Regions from separate parts of the Homo sapiens genome. Here all the other regions are linked to region 2. Evidence: chromatin contacts called from ENCODE Hi-C or POLR2A ChIA-PET data. All regions are on one chromosome and are shown on one strand. Each heading gives the region's core, a stretch centred on a gene start or an enhancer-like site at or near the end of the contact. The rest is flanking DNA. Distances are from core to core; before and after follow the strand shown. Region 1 holds the start of SUPT20H (SPT20 homolog, SAGA complex component). Region 2 holds the start of HSPH1 (heat shock protein family H (Hsp110) member 1). Region 3 holds the start of SPART-AS1 (SPART antisense RNA 1). Region 4 holds the start of ALG5 (ALG5 dolichyl-phosphate beta-glucosyltransferase). Region 5 holds the start of SPATA13-AS1 (SPATA13 antisense RNA 1). Region 6 holds the start of RFXAP (regulatory factor X associated protein).

The links. A loop is a pair of places that touch in the nucleus more often than their neighbours do. ChIA-PET counts read pairs that join two places held with the same protein, here RNA polymerase II (POLR2A). Pooled maps may share reads with other maps.
Region 1: a loop to region 2 is called in a map of natural killer cell, with 26 times the contacts of the local background. The contact joins the promoter of SUPT20H here to the promoter of HSPH1 in region 2. A Hi-C loop is called at or near these places in 2 of 168 maps with a recorded cell type or tissue (CD8-positive, alpha-beta T cell and natural killer cell), 1 of 37 single-sample maps with no recorded cell type and 10 of 50 pooled maps.
Region 3: a map of natural killer cell shows a loop between it and region 2 (10-fold over the local background). The contact joins the promoter of SPART-AS1 here to the promoter of HSPH1 in region 2. A Hi-C loop is called at or near these places in 3 of 168 maps with a recorded cell type or tissue (heart right ventricle, naive thymus-derived CD4-positive, alpha-beta T cell and natural killer cell) and 9 of 50 pooled maps.
Region 4: a loop to region 2 is called in a map of B cell, with 14 times the contacts of the local background. The contact joins the promoter of ALG5 here to the promoter of HSPH1 in region 2. A Hi-C loop is called at or near these places in 4 of 168 maps with a recorded cell type or tissue (B cell, CD4-positive, alpha-beta T cell, CD4-positive, alpha-beta memory T cell and 1 more), 2 of 37 single-sample maps with no recorded cell type and 12 of 50 pooled maps. POLR2A ChIA-PET finds 5 or more read pairs at or near these places in 1 of 52 experiments (CD4-positive, alpha-beta T cell).
Region 5: a map of CD4-positive, alpha-beta T cell shows a loop between it and region 2 (17-fold over the local background). The contact joins the promoter of SPATA13-AS1 here to the promoter of HSPH1 in region 2. A Hi-C loop is called at or near these places in 2 of 168 maps with a recorded cell type or tissue (CD4-positive, alpha-beta T cell and naive thymus-derived CD4-positive, alpha-beta T cell) and 5 of 50 pooled maps.
Region 6: a loop to region 2 is called in a pooled map, with 19 times the contacts of the local background. The contact joins the promoter of RFXAP here to the promoter of HSPH1 in region 2. A Hi-C loop is called at or near these places in 2 of 37 single-sample maps with no recorded cell type and 10 of 50 pooled maps. POLR2A ChIA-PET finds 5 or more read pairs at or near these places in 1 of 52 experiments (HEK293T).

Annotation. Positions count from the first base shown.
Region 1 is chr13:37,058,257-37,060,956 of GRCh38, reverse strand. It overlaps SUPT20H (SPT20 homolog, SAGA complex component), which reads left to right and starts at 1,269. Exons shown (of 26, transcript NM_001014286.3): 1 at 1,269-1,398. RefSeq lists a silencer at 1,098-1,357.
Region 2 is chr13:31,160,481-31,163,180 of GRCh38, reverse strand. It overlaps HSPH1 (heat shock protein family H (Hsp110) member 1), which reads left to right and starts at 1,277. Exons shown (of 18, transcript NM_006644.4): 1 at 1,277-1,705. The coding sequence starts at 1,599. LOC105370148 (a long non-coding RNA gene) reads right to left here and starts at 521. Exons shown (of 3, transcript XR_941825.3): 1 at 1-521. RefSeq lists enhancers at 651-920, 1,151-1,270, 1,401-1,480, 1,092-1,637, 1,638-2,183.
Region 3 is chr13:36,344,992-36,347,691 of GRCh38, reverse strand. It overlaps SPART-AS1 (SPART antisense RNA 1), which reads right to left and starts at 1,261. Exons shown (of 5, transcript NR_045181.1): 1 at 1,185-1,261. It overlaps SPART (spartin), which reads left to right and starts at 1,298. Exons shown (of 9, transcript NM_015087.5): 1 at 1,298-1,467. RefSeq lists a silencer at 1,400-1,449.
Region 4 is chr13:36,997,901-37,000,600 of GRCh38, reverse strand. ALG5 (ALG5 dolichyl-phosphate beta-glucosyltransferase) reads left to right here and starts at 1,261. Exons shown (of 10, transcript NM_013338.5): 1 at 1,261-1,366. The coding sequence starts at 1,301. RefSeq lists enhancers at 1-75, 536-585 and a silencer at 1,046-1,345.
Region 5 is chr13:24,253,094-24,255,793 of GRCh38, reverse strand. It overlaps SPATA13-AS1 (SPATA13 antisense RNA 1), which reads left to right and starts at 1,355. Exons shown (of 3, transcript NR_046531.1): 1 at 1,355-1,458; 2 at 2,595-2,700. All of the region lies in intron 4 of SPATA13 (spermatogenesis associated 13), which reads right to left.
Region 6 is chr13:36,817,790-36,820,489 of GRCh38, reverse strand. RFXAP (regulatory factor X associated protein) reads right to left here and starts at 1,268. Exons shown (of 3, transcript NM_000538.4): 1 at 533-1,268. The coding sequence starts at 1,132. LOC124903158 (a long non-coding RNA gene) reads left to right here and starts at 1,419. Exons shown (of 2, transcript XR_007063760.1): 1 at 1,419-2,323. RefSeq lists enhancers at 461-690, 701-750 and a silencer at 981-1,350.

The DNA.
Region 1 (2,700 bases), core at 20-2,519, 5.9 Mb before region 2:
TTCCACTATGTTTATACCCAAAAGAATTGAAAACAGGGACTCGAACAAATACTTGTATACAAATGTTCATATCATTGCTATTCACAATAGCCCGAAAGTGGAAACAACCCAAATGTCCATCAGTGGATGGACAGGTAAAACTGTGGCATCTAGGTACAGTGGAATAGTAGCCATAAAGAGACATGAAGTACCGATACATGCAACAAGGTGTACAAGGTGAACCTGCAAAAGATTATGCTACGAAGACAGACCAAAAGGTCACACATTCCATTTATATGAAATATCCGTAATAGGTACCACAGTTTGAAAGCTGATTGGCATTTGCCAGGGGCTGAGAGAGGGAGGAATGGGAGTAACCACTTAATGTGTTCGGATTTTATTTTGGAGTGTACTTTAATACACTTATAATGTGTGCAACCACTAACTCTAATTCCAAGACACTTTCATTCATTATGACCCTTGGCATTGTGAACGGCAAATAATAAATGCTCATTAAAAAGATTCACCCCAGGCCGTGCATGATGGCTCACGCCTGTAATCCCAGCACTTTGGGAGGCCAAGGCGGGTGGATCACTTGAGATGAGGAGTTCAAGAGCAGCCTGCCCAACATAGTGAAACAGTCTCTACTAAAAATACAAAAATTAGCCGGGTGTGGTGGTGCACGCCTATAATCCCAGCTACTCCGGAGACTGAGGCAGGGAGAATCGCTTGAACCCAGGAGGCAAAGGTTGCAGTTAGCTGAGATTTCTCCACTCCACTCCAGCCTGGGCGACAGAGCGAGACTCTGTCTGAAAAACAAACGAACAAACAAAACAAAACAGACCTTACAATGTGTGCTAGTAATGCGGTTTCTGAATTTTTAGAACCCTTCTCTGGGGTGGTTTTTTTAAAAACATAAACTCATTGGCAGTTGATATACTACAGAAGGTTGTACGCATTGGACTAGTAAATGTAGGTAACGGTGTCGCTGTTTTTCCATTTGTATGTGCTAAGCAAAGAGAAAAGCTAGTTCTATGTTTCTTCCACTCTAGAAATTCAACAGGGTCGTTTTTCCCCAAATTCACATCTACACCCTCCCTCCCACTTTGCGGACTCGGACTCCAGGATTGAGCAGAGATCCTGGGCCCCGCCTCCCGCCCGGACGCAAGTCTCTGCGGGCCTCACCGGCGTCCTGCGCGGAACGCAGCGCTCCAGGCTCCTGGCAGCGGCCCCGCCCTCCCGGCTCCTCCCCTTCCGCCCGCCTTCCCCGCCCCTCGGCCCAGCCTGCCAATCGGAAGTGCGGCCGCCGGAACTGGCTGTTGGTGGGGGTGCAGCACTGAGCCGCCGACGGGGCGGGTGGGCTTTGCTGCCGAGCAGGCGGCGCCGTCTTGGGGCCTAGCGGCGAGGCGACCCGCACAGGTGGGCGGTGGCGGTAGGTGGGTGGCCAGCGACTGGCAACGCGGTGGCTTAGACGCGCGAGATCCGGCCAGGGTCAGAGGTGAGCGGGCCGCATCCCAGAGCCCGCTGGAGGAAGACGGGGTCCCCAGAGACCCGGCAGGCCGGGGCGGAGGTTGAGGCAGCTAAACTCCAGGTGGACGCCTACATCGCCTTTCGCGGTGTTGCTAAGCCGAACTTTTAATTTTAGTTTGACTTTTGGGTTCCAGAGACGGGTATTTCCGGACACTGGCAAGAATTTTGCCTTGCGTGTCTTCGAAGGCGGTTTTCTTGGTGTCCATATTGCATAAAGGCTTGTCGCTCCTCTGTGGAGATGACGGTTGTACAGGTAAAGCCTAAGTTGTGACAAAAGCTCCTGCAATGGGAAGACTCTGGTCGATCAGGGAAATCAGTAGAATTGATAGCAACGCGTAGAATTGATAGCAACGCTTAGAATTGGATTAATTACTGGCCATGGTTACCCGGCGCTCAGAAATGAACTTGGAGAACAGTTGCCCTGGAAGCCATCTCCCGTAGCCACTGCGTAGTGGGGGCCGCGTCTTCTTGAGTGCAATTCATCAAAGTCTCTAGTAGGACTCAAAATATAAAGTGACGAGCAGGATTTTCGGAGTCGAGTACAGTGTACTTGGGTTGATCACCATGTTATAAAGTTAGATCCAAATTAAGAAATACATATTCGTCTCTGAGCAGAATTGGGTCCTTTTTTTAATTGCTTTGCTTTTTTTAAAGAAATGTAAAAACAGATGCCGGTTTGATTAGTTTGCAGGTTGTAATATTGGAAGGGACCTAAGATTGGACACAGAGTTCTGAATTCTGATCTAGGTCTGTGATGTTAGGAAAGTCAGTTGTTCTGATTGCCTTATTCTGTAAAACGGAAATGATAATGATTACAGTTTCCTCACAGGTTCTAGTAAATTCTGTGTATAGACAGAATGTTTGCTTTGTGAGAGATATGAAGTTATTAGTTTTTGTCTGAAGTACTTAAATAATTTAAAGTTAGTAAGCCCCCATCCCCAATTTAGTGACAAGAAATCTTAAAGTCATCACATTTTGTCCGAAAAGTACATAGTGTATCTTCATCTTCAAATTCAGTGGTCAGAAAATTTTCACGTTCACCTAAATTCAACTTAAACCTCCTACGAGCTTTTCAAGGGTAGGAGTAATATCTTACTCATTGTAAATGATCGTAAATCATTTACAGTTGTATGGTGCTTGTGTTTGTGTTGTATTAGGAGGTTAGTCCATTTTTTAAAGTTTCAGACGGAG
Region 2 (2,700 bases), core at 28-2,527:
TTGTTTTGATAGACAAGGAGGAATTCCCATACTCTTTATGAGTTAGATTTTTCTAACTTTAGGTTACAACTCCTTATTCAATTACACGCTTATCCAATAACATATTTGAACTGTGCTTATACTTCCACATGCCTGACATAAGGTAAACTCAGGGATCAGAAGCAAACTTAAAAAGACACAAAAGGGTATAAAAGACCTGATAAGTTATCAGCAACACAGTTCCACCTTTTCTTACACTGTCTCTTTACTGAACAAAAGTTAACGGGGACATCGCTTCTGAGGGAAAGAAACAAAAGCTGCTTCAGATCAAACAAAAAGCAAAACTTACACACAGTACCAATTTATGGCTAGGAGTGGCAGGGTAGAACAGCGTCGGCTTAAATCAGACCTTTTAAAAATAAGCAGAAAGTGATACCGTGGACAGCCTGCCAAATGACGTCACAACTAAAAATCGATTTCTTAAAAAAAAAAACACCTGACATTTTACTCCACAAGAGATCATCCTGCTGCCTGATGAATACAAGAACACTTAACACAACCCCTTTGCTTTTATTATAAGCGGTTTGAACTGGTGTTCCTTCTCCTAAGTCGTAACGCACCAGTTGTCGGGGTAATCCAGACAATAATAGAAGTGAATACAAAACAAACGAACAAAATGACGCTTATTGCCAGGGAACCCGCGCAAAAGCGCCAGACAAAACCCTACCCAGCCTCTCTCGCGAGTCCCAGAAGACAAAGCCGGGTCCCAGCAAGCACTGCGGCCAGGACTACACATCCCAGCATGCAAGGCGCACACTTCTCCCAGCGGGACTACGATTCCCAACATGCTCTCCGGACAGCTGGCCGGCCTCCCCACCATCCCGGTGTCTGGGGTCTCTGCAAAAATGGGGTCTGTCTCCGCCCGCCCAGCCTCCCTTTAGCGTTAAGGATCGGACACCACCTCCCGGTAGTAAATTGTGACTATTCCGAGTTTTGGAGTCATTCTTCGTTGCCTGTTTTATTAGGGCAGCAAAACGCCTGTGGCTAGGGCGGGAGTGGGCGGAGGCAGGTTTGAGCCAATGGCACGGGAGCGGCCCTGTCGCTGCCATGGCAACGGCGGCCGTTCTCCGGGGACCGGCTGCCCATTGGGTAGAATCTTTCCAGAAGGCTCGAGAAGAAGGAAGCGGAAGTGGCACGTGGAGGGGCCGGTGGAGGCGCCGGTGAGTAAATGCCGCAGATTCTGGAAAGTTCTGATCAGTGCGATACATAAGGCTGAGGAAGTGGGACCTCCCCTTTTGGGTCGGTAGTTCAGCGCCGGCGCCGGTGTGCGAGCCGCGGCAGAGTGAGGCAGGCAACCCGAGGTGCGGAGCGACCTGCGGAGGCTGAGCCCCGCTTTCTCCCAGGGTTTCTTATCAGCCAGCCGCCGCTGTCCCCGGGGGAGTAGGAGGCTCCTGACAGGCCGCGGCTGTCTGTGTGTCCTTCTGAGTGTCAGAGGAACGGCCAGACCCCGCGGGCCGGAGCAGAACGCGGCCAGGGCAGAAAGCGGCGGCAGGAGAAGCAGGCAGGGGGCCGGAGGACGCAGACCGAGACCCGAGGCGGAGGCGGACCGCGAGCCGGCCATGTCGGTGGTGGGGTTGGACGTGGGCTCGCAGAGCTGCTACATCGCGGTAGCCCGGGCCGGGGGCATCGAGACCATCGCCAATGAGTTCAGCGACCGGTGCACCCCGTAAGTGGGAGTCTGCGAGGGTGGATGGGAGGAGGTTCTGGGCCCTTAGTGTGGGGACCCAAGATCGCGGGCTGGCTGTACGGATCACCGCGGCAAACGGAGGCGTTTGGGCAGCGGCGCACCCCTCCGTGGAACTAGGGACCAGCGACCCGGCCAGAGGAGGGATGGGGGGCTTGCCATCACAAATTGGAGAAGGGATTGTCTCAGGGATTCACGGGGGTGAGAGGAGTCCCAGAGTCGAGACTCTAAGGGTCGTCACCTTGTGCGGGCTTCCTATTGGGGGTTTTCAAAACCTACTGGGGGTCGGGCTGCGGCAAAGCCCGCAACTTCGCTCCCTTTTCTTGGCAGGCTGCAGCCTGCGCCTTCCGCGGCCGCCCCCGTATCCCCACCCGGCCTCTCTGAGCTGGCTGAGCCGCCTCCAGCTTGTCCTCCTCCCTTCGCGCATATCTTTGCGCACCGCGGAGCGGGGCTGCCGGCCTTTTTCTTCCGCATTGTGAATCTCGAAATGAACTGGAAGCTTCCAGAGCTTGTGTCGCTGCTTGTCCAGTGAGCAGGCGGATTGTTGTTAGCGACCACGGAAGCAGTCCTATGAAAGATTAGCCCACCTCTTTTTACCCAGTCTCTTCGTTGCTAACATTGTTGGCCTTAATGCCCGGGATCATTGTCGAAAGATGTAAACGTCTTTTTTTTTGCTCTTTGCCATTCATGAGGAATTGTAAACCGTATTTTTAAAATTAATTTTGCACAGTTTATTTAAAAGAGAATAAAAATTGCATACTTTTGTGCTAGGACGCCAAAAGAGGATGGATGTCGTCACTGAACTAAATATTCTATAGGAGCATAGGGTGGGCAAAGGGCAACATTTTAAAAAGCAAGTTTCGTGAAGGGATATTTTCGGACGAGAATATATACAAACATATCTGCATGTGCATTGATGAAAACAAATGATTTCATCTCAAGGAAAATACTGTACCTATTAATTTTTTTCAAATGTC
Region 3 (2,700 bases), core at 12-2,511, 5.2 Mb before region 2:
CTTTGGGGACTCCTTTGGGGGTATAAGAGCAAAATCATTTTGAAACCACTGTATTAATATATTCCTAATAGGTTTTGCTTTTTGGGATGACTGACTGCTACCTTTCTGAGATTTGAGGGAGTCACTTAACTGGTCCTAAGGCCAGGCGCGGTGACTCACGCCTGTAATCCCAGCACTTTGGGAAACTGAGGCAGGTGGATCGCTTGAGGTCAGGAATTCGAGACCAGCCTGGCTAACTTGAGGTCAAGCTTTCAAGACCAGCTTGGCCAATATGGTGAAACCCCGTCTCTACTAAAAATACAAAAATTAGACGGGAGTGGTGGTGCACAGCTGTAATTCCAGCTTCTCTGGAGGCTGAGGCATGAGAGTCGCTTGAACCTGGGAAGCAGAGGTTGCAGTGAGCCGAGATCATGCCACTGCACTCCAGCCTGGGCAACATAGTAAGACTCTGTCTCAAAACAAAACAAAAACACAACAACAACAAAACTGGTTCTAAATGCTCCGGGCAAGTACATACTGCTTTTTCTTTTTTCTGTTTTTTTTTCCCTAAGGCAGCCCTATTGAAGAGTCTGTCATCTACAATATTTTACTAATTTAAAAACACTTGTCAAGAAGGGTAAAGTATGTTCATCTTGATTTTACTCTTTGTATCCCGGAATCAGGAACTAACAGTTTTATGATAGTGATATAGACTTTACACACACACCAAGACTTAAAACACGTGGTGCAGGCGGGCTTTTGGAAATTAACTGTGCTCTGGATACAGAAGTCACAAAGCTCAGGCTGCAGAGACATTGAGGGGATAATCAGCCTTTATTGTCTCTCGTGCACTGTGCCCAGCGCTCCCTCTAGCGGCTACAAGCGCTCACTGCCCACACTCTCTACTAGGCTCTCCGGAGGCCTCGGTTTCGCTGGAGAGAAAGAGATTGCGCAGGCGCCGAGCAGCCGACGTGGCCGCAGGGGACCGTGCCTGGGGGGGTCTGCGCGGGGCCGCTGACTCGCGAGGTTCTCTGTCGCCTGCCGCCCTCGCTCCTTTTCTCCCCTTCTAGAGTGTTACGGTGACTCTTGGGTCCGAAGGGGACGGACGTCCTCCCACGTACCATTTAGAAGGTCAGAGTGGGCAGAACCTAGTCTGAGCAGGCCGGTGATGAATCCGCTGGCAAGACGCGCGCGTGGGTACTCACGTGACCTAGGCTGCGGCGGCGGCGTGCTGCGGGCTCTGTGGCGGGAGCGAGGCCGACGGGCGGGGCCGCGCGGCCGCGTGACGCGAAGCGTTCGAGAGCGCGCGTCGTGGAACGTCTTGGTTGCCACGGCAAGCGCGCGCGCGAGGCCTTGGGAACCTCGGGACCGGCCCCCGGCGAGCGCAGCGGCGCCCAGTGTAAGGGAGTGGGAGCTGGTCCGTGCCGCGGCGGCCGCGCAGGGAGCTCTCGAGGCAACGCCGGGGCGCCCGAGGTCTGGAAGGCGCAGGTGGGGCGCGGGGGAGTTCACCCCTGCGCGGTCCCTTGGGTGGGCGGGGTGGGCGCCCCAGGCCCCGCGGACTCGGCTGGGAGGCTGAGCGGGCGACGGTCACGGGACAAGGGTGGAGGGGGTGGGGACCTCATCCGAGTCTCAGAGATGGAATTTTCGAGGAAGGGAGCGATTTCGAGAGAGAATAGTTTGAGAAGTTGTTCTCAGTCCCTTCTCTCGCGGGAGTGTGGTATTTAGGGAAGCTTCGGCCTCTTAACCCATGGACTGTTAGGATGGAGGGAATCCTTCCCGCTCGATTCCTATCGCGGAGTCCTTTCGGAGCATCGCTATTGATCATTCTCGCCGCCCCAACCCCGTTGTTTACTTTGGCTTCGCAGATCTCTGTGGTCTTTTGCCCTCCCGCAGCGCCCATGGCCCCGTCAAGGTTGGGCAGCCTTTCTCTGCAAGAAGGCCCACGAACAACTGCGGTTATATTGGGATGGATTGCGCGTGATTTTACTCTTTACAATACATTCTTTCATGCTTCCTAGGGATTGAGCTGCGCGGCGGATCCCTCCGACTTAATTCTGGGCCTGAGAAAAGTTTCTCTTGGAATGCGCAGTTTCGTGACGCAGCATTATTGCGTGACTCTAGGGCTGACCCAGTTTTTCACTTTCTAATTGTAAGGAAGTGCGCTAGTAGTCCACCGAGGATCCTCGAGGTTGGCCTTATTGTATCATAATTTAACGAATTTGCGTTCCAGGTTGTTACAGCCTTTGAAATAATGGCCTCATATTTAAGAATGTAGCAATTTTTCTTTGAAATTTCCGAAAGTGGGGAAAAAAGTAATAGAAGACTGCACCTATATGGAATTATTTTCTGATTCGCAGTTCTTTATAATCGTAGACTTAATTTGGTGGCTTTATTGGACCTGTTTGAAACAGGAAGCCTTTCTGTAATGTGGTTTCGGGTCGGCTTCACCTCTGGCACTCTCTGAAACGTCGTTGTCTATGGTTTCCCTAAGAAGCTAGAATGAGCGGGATGCTACGGAGGGAGGTGTATACAGGTGTTAGACAAAGCCCCCTCCGCTTTTTTGGTAAAGGGCCAAATAGGCATTAGATCAACTTGTGCTAGCTCTAAGGAGTTAAATGCGGTATTATTAAAGACTGCTTGTAATGTTGACTGTTAAGTGAGAGTGTTACTTCTTTCAGTGTTTATGGAATCGAACTAAATTGCTAGGTATTTTAATGCAGA
Region 4 (2,700 bases), core at 12-2,511, 5.8 Mb before region 2:
GAATCTGCTGTTAAAGAAGGAGCGGGTCTCCCTCTTTATAAAAGAGCTGGTGCTGTGACTCAGAATAACACCAACAGTTCGGAGATAACAGGGTTTCTAGCGCAGAATCAAGCAGTGCGTGTGGAGCGTTATTCCAATGTTTCTGCGTCTTTTTTCTGCCTGTGACTTAGGCTCAGCCCTGGCCTTGCCTCTTCACTGGTCAAGGGCTCCGTGCTCCAACACATGAGAAACCTGAACTTTTTTTTTTTTTTTTTTTGAGACAGAGTCTCGCTCTGTCGTCCAGGCTGGAGTGCAGTGGCGCGATCTCGGCTCACTGCAAGCTCCGCCTCCCGGGTTCACGCCATTCTCCTGCCTCAGCCTCCCGAGTAGCTGGAACTACAGACGCCCGCCACCGCGCCCCGCTAATTTTTTGTATTTTTAGTACAGACGGGGTTTCACCGTGTTAGCCAGGATGGTCTCGATCTCCTGACCTTGTGATCCGCCCGCCTCGTCCTCCCAAAGTGCTGGGATTACAGGCGTGAGCCACGGCGCTCGGCCGAGAAACCTGAACTTTCTGTGCGCTCATTGTCCGCACCACGTTCTGCTCTGCAGGTCCCGGAGCTGAGGGCTCCTAAGCATCACCTTGTGTTGTAGACTGTGTCGTGCTCAAGGCTGCCATCTCCCTCCTAGGTGGGGTTACCAGATAAAATACAGGATACCACGTTAAATTTGAATGTCTGATAAACACAGCGTGGTTTTTTTGTTTTTTGTTTTTGTTTTTTTGTGGGTTTTTTTTTTTTTAAAGCATGAGTATGCCCCAAATAGAGCATGCAATTAGTTGTTGCCAGAACCTGGAGGGAGCTGGGAAGGCTTTACAGATAGATAGTGGTGATGGTTGCACAGTATGTATGTAATTAATGCCACTCACTATTGTAAACTTAAAATGATTAAAATGGCAACTTTTTATTTTACCACAGTTTATAAAAACTAATGTAATAAACCAGAAACCTGTAACTGGATGAGTCGTATGGTATGTGGCTATCTTAATAAGGCTGTTAAAAACATGATTAGTTTTTTAATCTGAAATTCAAATTAAGTAGACGTCTTGCATACTTGATAAACCTGGCGCCCCGCTGTGGAACCTAGCGCTCCTCTCCACCGACTGGGCGCCGAGGGCACGAGAGCGGCGTTTTCTCCGCCTCGCCACGCGGGGGCGCTGCGGCCAGCGGGCGCGACCTCTCTGGCGGCGGGGCCGGGTCGCGCGGGCGCGCTTCCGCCTGTGTGGAGGTGCGGGATTGGGCGGGCTGCCACGGCATGGAGAATGGCTCCGCTTCTGTTGCAGCTGGCGGTGCTCGGCGCGGCGCTGGCGGCCGCAGCCCTCGTACTGGTGAGAACAGGGATGGGAACCCGCGCAGGCCGGGGCTTACCGCTCTCCTGGAGACTGCGGCTCCTCAGGCGTCCCCTCCTCCGCGCTACCAGTTCTCGGAGAAGTCCCTTTTCCCCTAGATTCCCCCAAATTCCTGACCTCGGAGTTTCCTGGAGTTTCACTCTCCTTTTCTTCGGTTCTTTAATTTTCCCTTGGAATCTTATCTCTTTGTGTGCTCAGAGACTTGTAAGTTTTTTCACACTGGAGCGCACCCACCCGGCCTGGCATCATCGCCGCTTCCATCGCCCCTGGCGCCCGCGCCCCCTACCCACCTCCTCTGTCAACCTCGACCTCTCCCAGACTCTCCGGGACCTGCAGCCGCTGCAGTTCTGCTCCACCCAGGGAGGTCTCGAGCCCCCAGAAGGGGTGTGCTCCCTAGCCTGCTCCCTTGGCTGATGTGGTTAAGCAAATAGGGGTGACGGAGCCTTGACGGCAGCCATCTGTTACAAATGGGAATAAATGCGTGGATCGATGAGACCCACTAGGGACGCAGGGTGAGCGAGAGAGACAGGCCTCAGGCGCCTTGTCCGGGGTCGCATTGTGTCCCAGAATTAAGCACCCTAAATATACTGCCCCTAAACAAGGCAGGACGATAGAATGCAAACTCGATTGTCTTTGCCCTTGCTCTCGAAACACAAAAACATTGTAAACACTTGCTGATTGTTAAGTGGTAGAAAATTGGCGAACTCTCTCCCGCACACCTTGGAATGAGCCTGCCCTCTAGTTAGTAAGTGGAGAGGATTTCAGCTTCCTTGACATTCAGATTAGCCACCTAGACAGCACTGCCAGGAAGGCCACTCTGCCATCTTTCCAGAGGTTGTATAAATTTACAGTTTAGATAAAATGTAATGCATCCTTACTTCTTTGTTGATAGTATCTGGGTGAGAGAGGAGTCCTCTCTTGCCCTAACTAGTAGAGATTTCAGGGTTTAGGGCTTTTTTGTTTTTTCAAGTTTTTGAGCAAACCAGGATTGATTGATTGATTGATTGATTTTTGGCGGGGTGCGGGCGGGGAGTGGATTCACACATTCTTAGATTGAAGCTGCCTTACTTTGGGTCTTTTGCACAGATTTTATGGGATTGTACTGACGGTATTTGTTCCCACTAGCTTGAAGTGATAAGAGCTACCATTTATTGATTGTAGTACTTACTATATGTTGTGTTGCACTTGGTTTAATAGGAGTTATTAAATCTTTAACACTGTGACATATATGTTATCATTAGCATTATTTTACTGGTGAGGAAACATGTTGGAGAAATGAGCTCGTGTACTCAAATGTTGCACAACTAGTGAAA
Region 5 (2,700 bases), core at 106-2,605, 6.9 Mb after region 2:
TGGTATATAAACCTAAAACCCTCAGTGCATAGAAAGGAAGGAGTTCCAGGACTGGGATGGAAATGCTAGAGATGGTCTATCATGTGAGTCTCACCACCCCTTGGGCTGCATCTCCCATGTGACAGCAGCTTTTATAATTAATGTACTGCTAATCTCTCTAGGCCAGAGATGCTGCTGAGAGATGGTTCCACTGCAATGCAAACCTGGTCCTCCATGGGGGTGGGACATCTGTCATGGGAAAAAGGTGGGCATAGTTACTATACCACACAGCAGGGCCAGCTTGGTCATCTGAATGGTTTGACCTGTGAAATCTCTGGTTGTGCTGTTAACTGATCTCGGGGTCCCCAGGAACAAAACAGATGAGTGATTCCACAAAGGTACCACAACATTGTGTAGGAGGAACTCTCCAGGGCTGGCAAGCAGAGCCCGACCTGAGCCACCATGACAGAGAAGACAAGGGAGGGCCCTCACTCAACTCCCAGACTCAGGCCTCTTGATGGAGCAGAGCCAGGGAGCCTCAGGGTAGGCATCCTACTACAAGTCTTCTTCCTAGCTTCTCAAAGAGAACTCCTACCATCAGCCTGGTGACTGTGTCCTCAGGACAGGGAAACTCCCGGCGGCAAATGTAAGCAATACTCTTCCCAAGCCTTTCTGAGTAGGAGAGATGGCTTTGGCAAGGCAAGGATTTAGCTCGTGCGCACTCCTGGTTAGGAGCTAATGGCCTGGCTGAATGGCCTGGAGGAATGTGGAAAGAACAAGATGGGCTGAGGATGGGTTTGGGGAAGGAGTATAACTGGCTACCTCAGAATACCCGCAGAGCATGAGATGATGTCCATCCTACATGAATCCTTATTGCAAGAGAGGCTAATCAATCATCATGTGGACATGCTGTCCCAATGTGCAGCTAGATGCCAGTCTTCCTTCCTAGTCATCTTGATACTTGCTCAGTGGGTTCATAAAAAGGAAAAAAAAAAAGAAGCAAGCAAGAAAAAGGCCATGGTGGCAAAAATGGATGCCAAGCCTGGGCTAAACCACAGGAAGTCTGGGCCTTCCCCTCAACAAAGCTGATGATACGGTTCCCCGCAGGAACCAGACAGCCCCTTGCGGAAAGCTGATTGCAGTGGGGCCTTTTCATAATAGAGGGGGTGGTGATTTGTCCCTACTGGAAGGGCCACTTATGCTGGGCTTGGATTTGTTTTCCTGCACTCTGTGGATCCTCTAGAAGGCCCCTATCCTGTCGCAGCATCTCACACGCCATCCAGGCCCAGAACGTCACAGAGAAGGAAGCACATGACCCCATCACACCCAATAACAACCAAATAAAAATGAAGTTACAGAGGCAGCTGGGAGACACACCCAGAAGTTGCCATACTGCCCTGGATGGGACGCAAGCTCTGAAGCAGTGACTAATTTGGAGAGGCTGGCCCACAGCAGAAGATGCAGGGCCGGAAACCAAGGGTAAACATAGAAGCGGCTTCTTAGGATTACTTAATAATATACTTGCAAAATGTTTTCTTCCCACCTAGGAACTCTGCTCTGTTGAAACTGAATTTAGTGCCCAAGGGAGAAGTACTTCCTCCAGAGTTCACAGTCCTGGCCACAGTGAATCAGAACCAAGGCTGGCCATTTTTGCCTCTTCGTACCACTGGGAAAATGAGCACCCACGGAAAATGGGGATGGCTTTTGTGGTCACTGCTACCATATTTCTCAAATGGACTAATGCAATCGCCTTCAAATCAATCTCCATTCCTCTTCCTTTCCCCCCACAAACTGCCCTCCCTCTCTAAGCATAAACCGGAACATAATATGCTCCTGCTGCCAATGGCTTCACACCACACTTAGAACAAGCTCAGCCTCCTCATGACCTGCAGAGCCCTTTCCAGCCTCAGCCCACCTCCCAGCCTGCAACATCCTCGTCTGCCTCTTGCTCCCTGAGCTCCTGTCACTGTGGCCTCCTTGCTGAACCTCAGACACATCATGTTTCCTGCCTGTCTTTGGGCTTCTGGTGCTCCTTCGGCTAGGACTTCTCCTCCCTCGGATCTCTGCCTCACTGCCTCCTACTCACCTGTCCCCAGCGTCACCTCCTTGGAGAGGAGGCTATCTCCCCCACCTGCTCCTACTCCTCACATTACCCAAAGTCATCTTCTGCAGGGCCGTCACTGGTGCCTTGGTGCATCCTACATATTGACTTATGGAATCTGTTCAAATGCTGAAATGTAAACTTTGCATGACGTTTTATTCTCCACAGCATCCCAAATTCTCTATTTCCTTCCTTTCCCTGCCTTGCCATTCTGGTAGGGATGTGTTGCTTAAATCTGCCTCTAGTTAATCAACGCTGAAGAGGCACTGCATGGAACTGGAGGACTAGTTATCCTAAGAGGTCCTAGACTTGGAGGTGTCTGCTGCCACTGATGAGGATCTGGGTGTCTCCTTCTAGGGAAGAGAGAGAGGGTTCATGGAACAGGTGCATCCTGTTCATTAGAGTGTCATTAGAATAACACTCTTTGGAAATGAATGCTCTCTATCCTGTTTTATTTTTCTTTATAGTACTGTCTGCTCTGTTAAATACTTACTTGGCCTGTCTTCACATATAGAAGGCAAGGGTCCCTGGAGACAGACACCCCACCCTTCTTCCTGTTCCAGTACCACCAGGTGGTGGACATATCACCTAAGCTCGGACAGCTGAATCTTCCATCCTGG
Region 6 (2,700 bases), core at 19-2,518, 5.7 Mb before region 2:
ACAGACAGGCAACTGAGTATAGCAGTACTAAAAATACGGTACTAGGAAGAGGGTTAACAGAACAGGACACTAAAAACAAAGTACTAAATACAGGAGTATTACAAATAGAGGTACTGAGAACTGGGTACTGAGAACTGGATACTGAGAATAGAGTAGTGAAAACAGAAAGAGATGACTTTCTCAGAAGTACCAACTTCATCTAGGTTCCTAAGTCTCCTTTAGCGATGAACCAGACCGATCATTTACTCTATGTCCTTCCAGCCATATCCCAGATCTATGACAGCTCTGCCGATGTCACATTATTTTTACTGAAATTTCTGCACCTATCATGAGTTCAACAGAACTGTTATTGCTTTGCACATGTTGGTATAAACTTTAATTTAGGGCAAACACTCTAATTCTCAACCACTAACCCAGTCACTGCAAACCGGCCCATTTGGAAGTGGGGAGGCAGGCCCTGCAGATGCGGTTTGCGTTAAGATCGGGTTTCTTCTTCCACCTCCCATCCCCAGGCCTCAGCTAAGTCTGATACCTCGAGTTTGACGTTTCCCGCGCTGCCAGTCGAGGCAGTCCCACCGCAGTTCAGGGCCTGGTCGCTCTTCTTCTTTTTATACTTGTCCTTGTACATCTTGTTGCGGTGTTTCTTGCACATCCACGGTTTGCGCTGCTTGGCCACCTGGCTCGTGGTCTCGCTGCAGCCTTCGTAGGTGCAGGTCTTGCTCATGCTGCCCCCACCGCTGCCCCGCCTCCGGGCGCCCCCGCTGCTGCCCTCGCCCCCCGAGTGAGTCTCCTCGTCCTCTAGATCCTCCAAACTAGCCGCGCTCTCGCCTCCCCCCGGAGGGTCCGAAGTGTCTAACAGGTCCGCCTCGTCCTCCCCAGCCTCCTCTTCGCCATCCCCGGCCCCTTCGCACAGGTACCTAACGGGCTTGCCCGCCCCAACGCTGCCCCCGGGGGCCGCAGCCTCGTCCTGCCCAGCACAGGGTTGCATCACTAGCAGGGTGAATTGAGAGGCCGCGGCCGCCACCGAGGCTGGCGCCAAGGTGGGAGCCGCAGCCGGGGCTAGGGCCGCGGGGTGGGGCACGCCGCTGGCGGCGCCCGGCCCCGCGCCCTCCGCTACACCCTGCGCCTCCATGCTGCTAAGACCTGGCCGGGGTCCACGACCCCGGGCTTTTAGCACCTGCTTGGCCTAACGGCACTTCGCGAACCAAAGACTCAGGACACGCTGGGGTAAAAGGCGCCTATACCGGGAAGGCGCCCCGACTGCGCCTGCGCGACCGCAGCCTGCGCGTCAGCGTGTGTACGCCCGCGGGCTGTCAGGGAGCGCGGCGCCTCTGGGGGCGGGGCTGAGCGCACAACCAACGGGACTGACTGCGCATGTGCGGCCGCGGCCCCTTCGGCCAGCTGGGGGATTCGTAGACAGGGTCTGGGGGCTGTGTCAGGTGAAAACCTGCAGTGGCTGGCAAGGCAGCGCCGTTTTACCTGATCCTATTGTATCTAAAGCGGTTCAAAGTATCTTCTACAGGAGTTCCAGTATGCAAATTAGGATTGTTCCTGAGCGGTCTCACGACTTGTAGTGTTAGGATGCTAATTTTATTATTTCCCCCACAAACTGCCTGCAAGGGGAGATTTGAAGCTGGGATGCAGTGGTGTCACAGCCTAGAGTCACTAGCTCGCAGTCCATGAAGGCAGAGGTGGCTTATTTGAAAATAGTGGAGCGGAGAGGGATGGGCCACACCTTTGGCCGAGTTGTATTTGCATTGAGGGATAACTTTGTTTTTTTTCTCCTGGAAACTCACTTGATTGTTAGTACTTGCTCTTTGCTGTGGCTGCTGAGATAAGTCTTAACGTTTTCGTTTAACACAGTGAAAATGTGTGAAAAGGAATACTGAATGGCAAACGTTTAAAAAAACAATGAATGTTCTACCAGTTCTATCAGTTGCTGGGCAATTGCTGGTTGTTAAATCTTGGCTTGCCCAAATCCCAGGAGAGAAAATATCCTGCCGTATCCTGAACTGTTAAGTAGATGTTCTTTTTCCCTTCATCCTATTCTTTCGCCTAGTCAGATTTCCCATCCCACCTACCGGAAAGCAATGACTTTATTCAACAAACTATAAATCCATTCACACTAAGATGTTTGGGTGCTGACATATAGGTAGATCAGTTATGTTTTAAAGAGAGGCATATGGAAGGGAGAAGGTTTGGAATTAGAGCAACCTAGGTAGTACTTCCTGTGTGACTACAGCAAGTTCGTGACAGCCTCTCCGAGCCTCAGTTTCCTCATCAGTAAAGCCTGCAGTCGGTGGTGTGCTAGCGCCAACTGATGGTAACTGGTTGCTAAAATTTCAGGAATATAATTAGCAGAAAAATTAAACACTGCTATTATTAAAAGTCTTACTACATAAACTTACAATAAGATTATATTAAAAACAAAGGGTACAAATCTCAAAACTCTTCATTTTCTAATTATTTTATTATGTTTTATCATTATCTGTGCTTTTAAGGTTATTTATGTCTATTGTATCTGTATGCGGAAATATTATTTAGTGGTGTGTTACTGCACATTTTCCCAACTCTGCCTTCAGTATGTCATGTTGATTGCTTGAAATCAGCCACTTTTGGAGTATTTACACCAGGGAAATGATCAAATGCTACGAAGCAGGTTTACACTTATTGCTGATTGTCTCTGCACTTAAGAAAGTG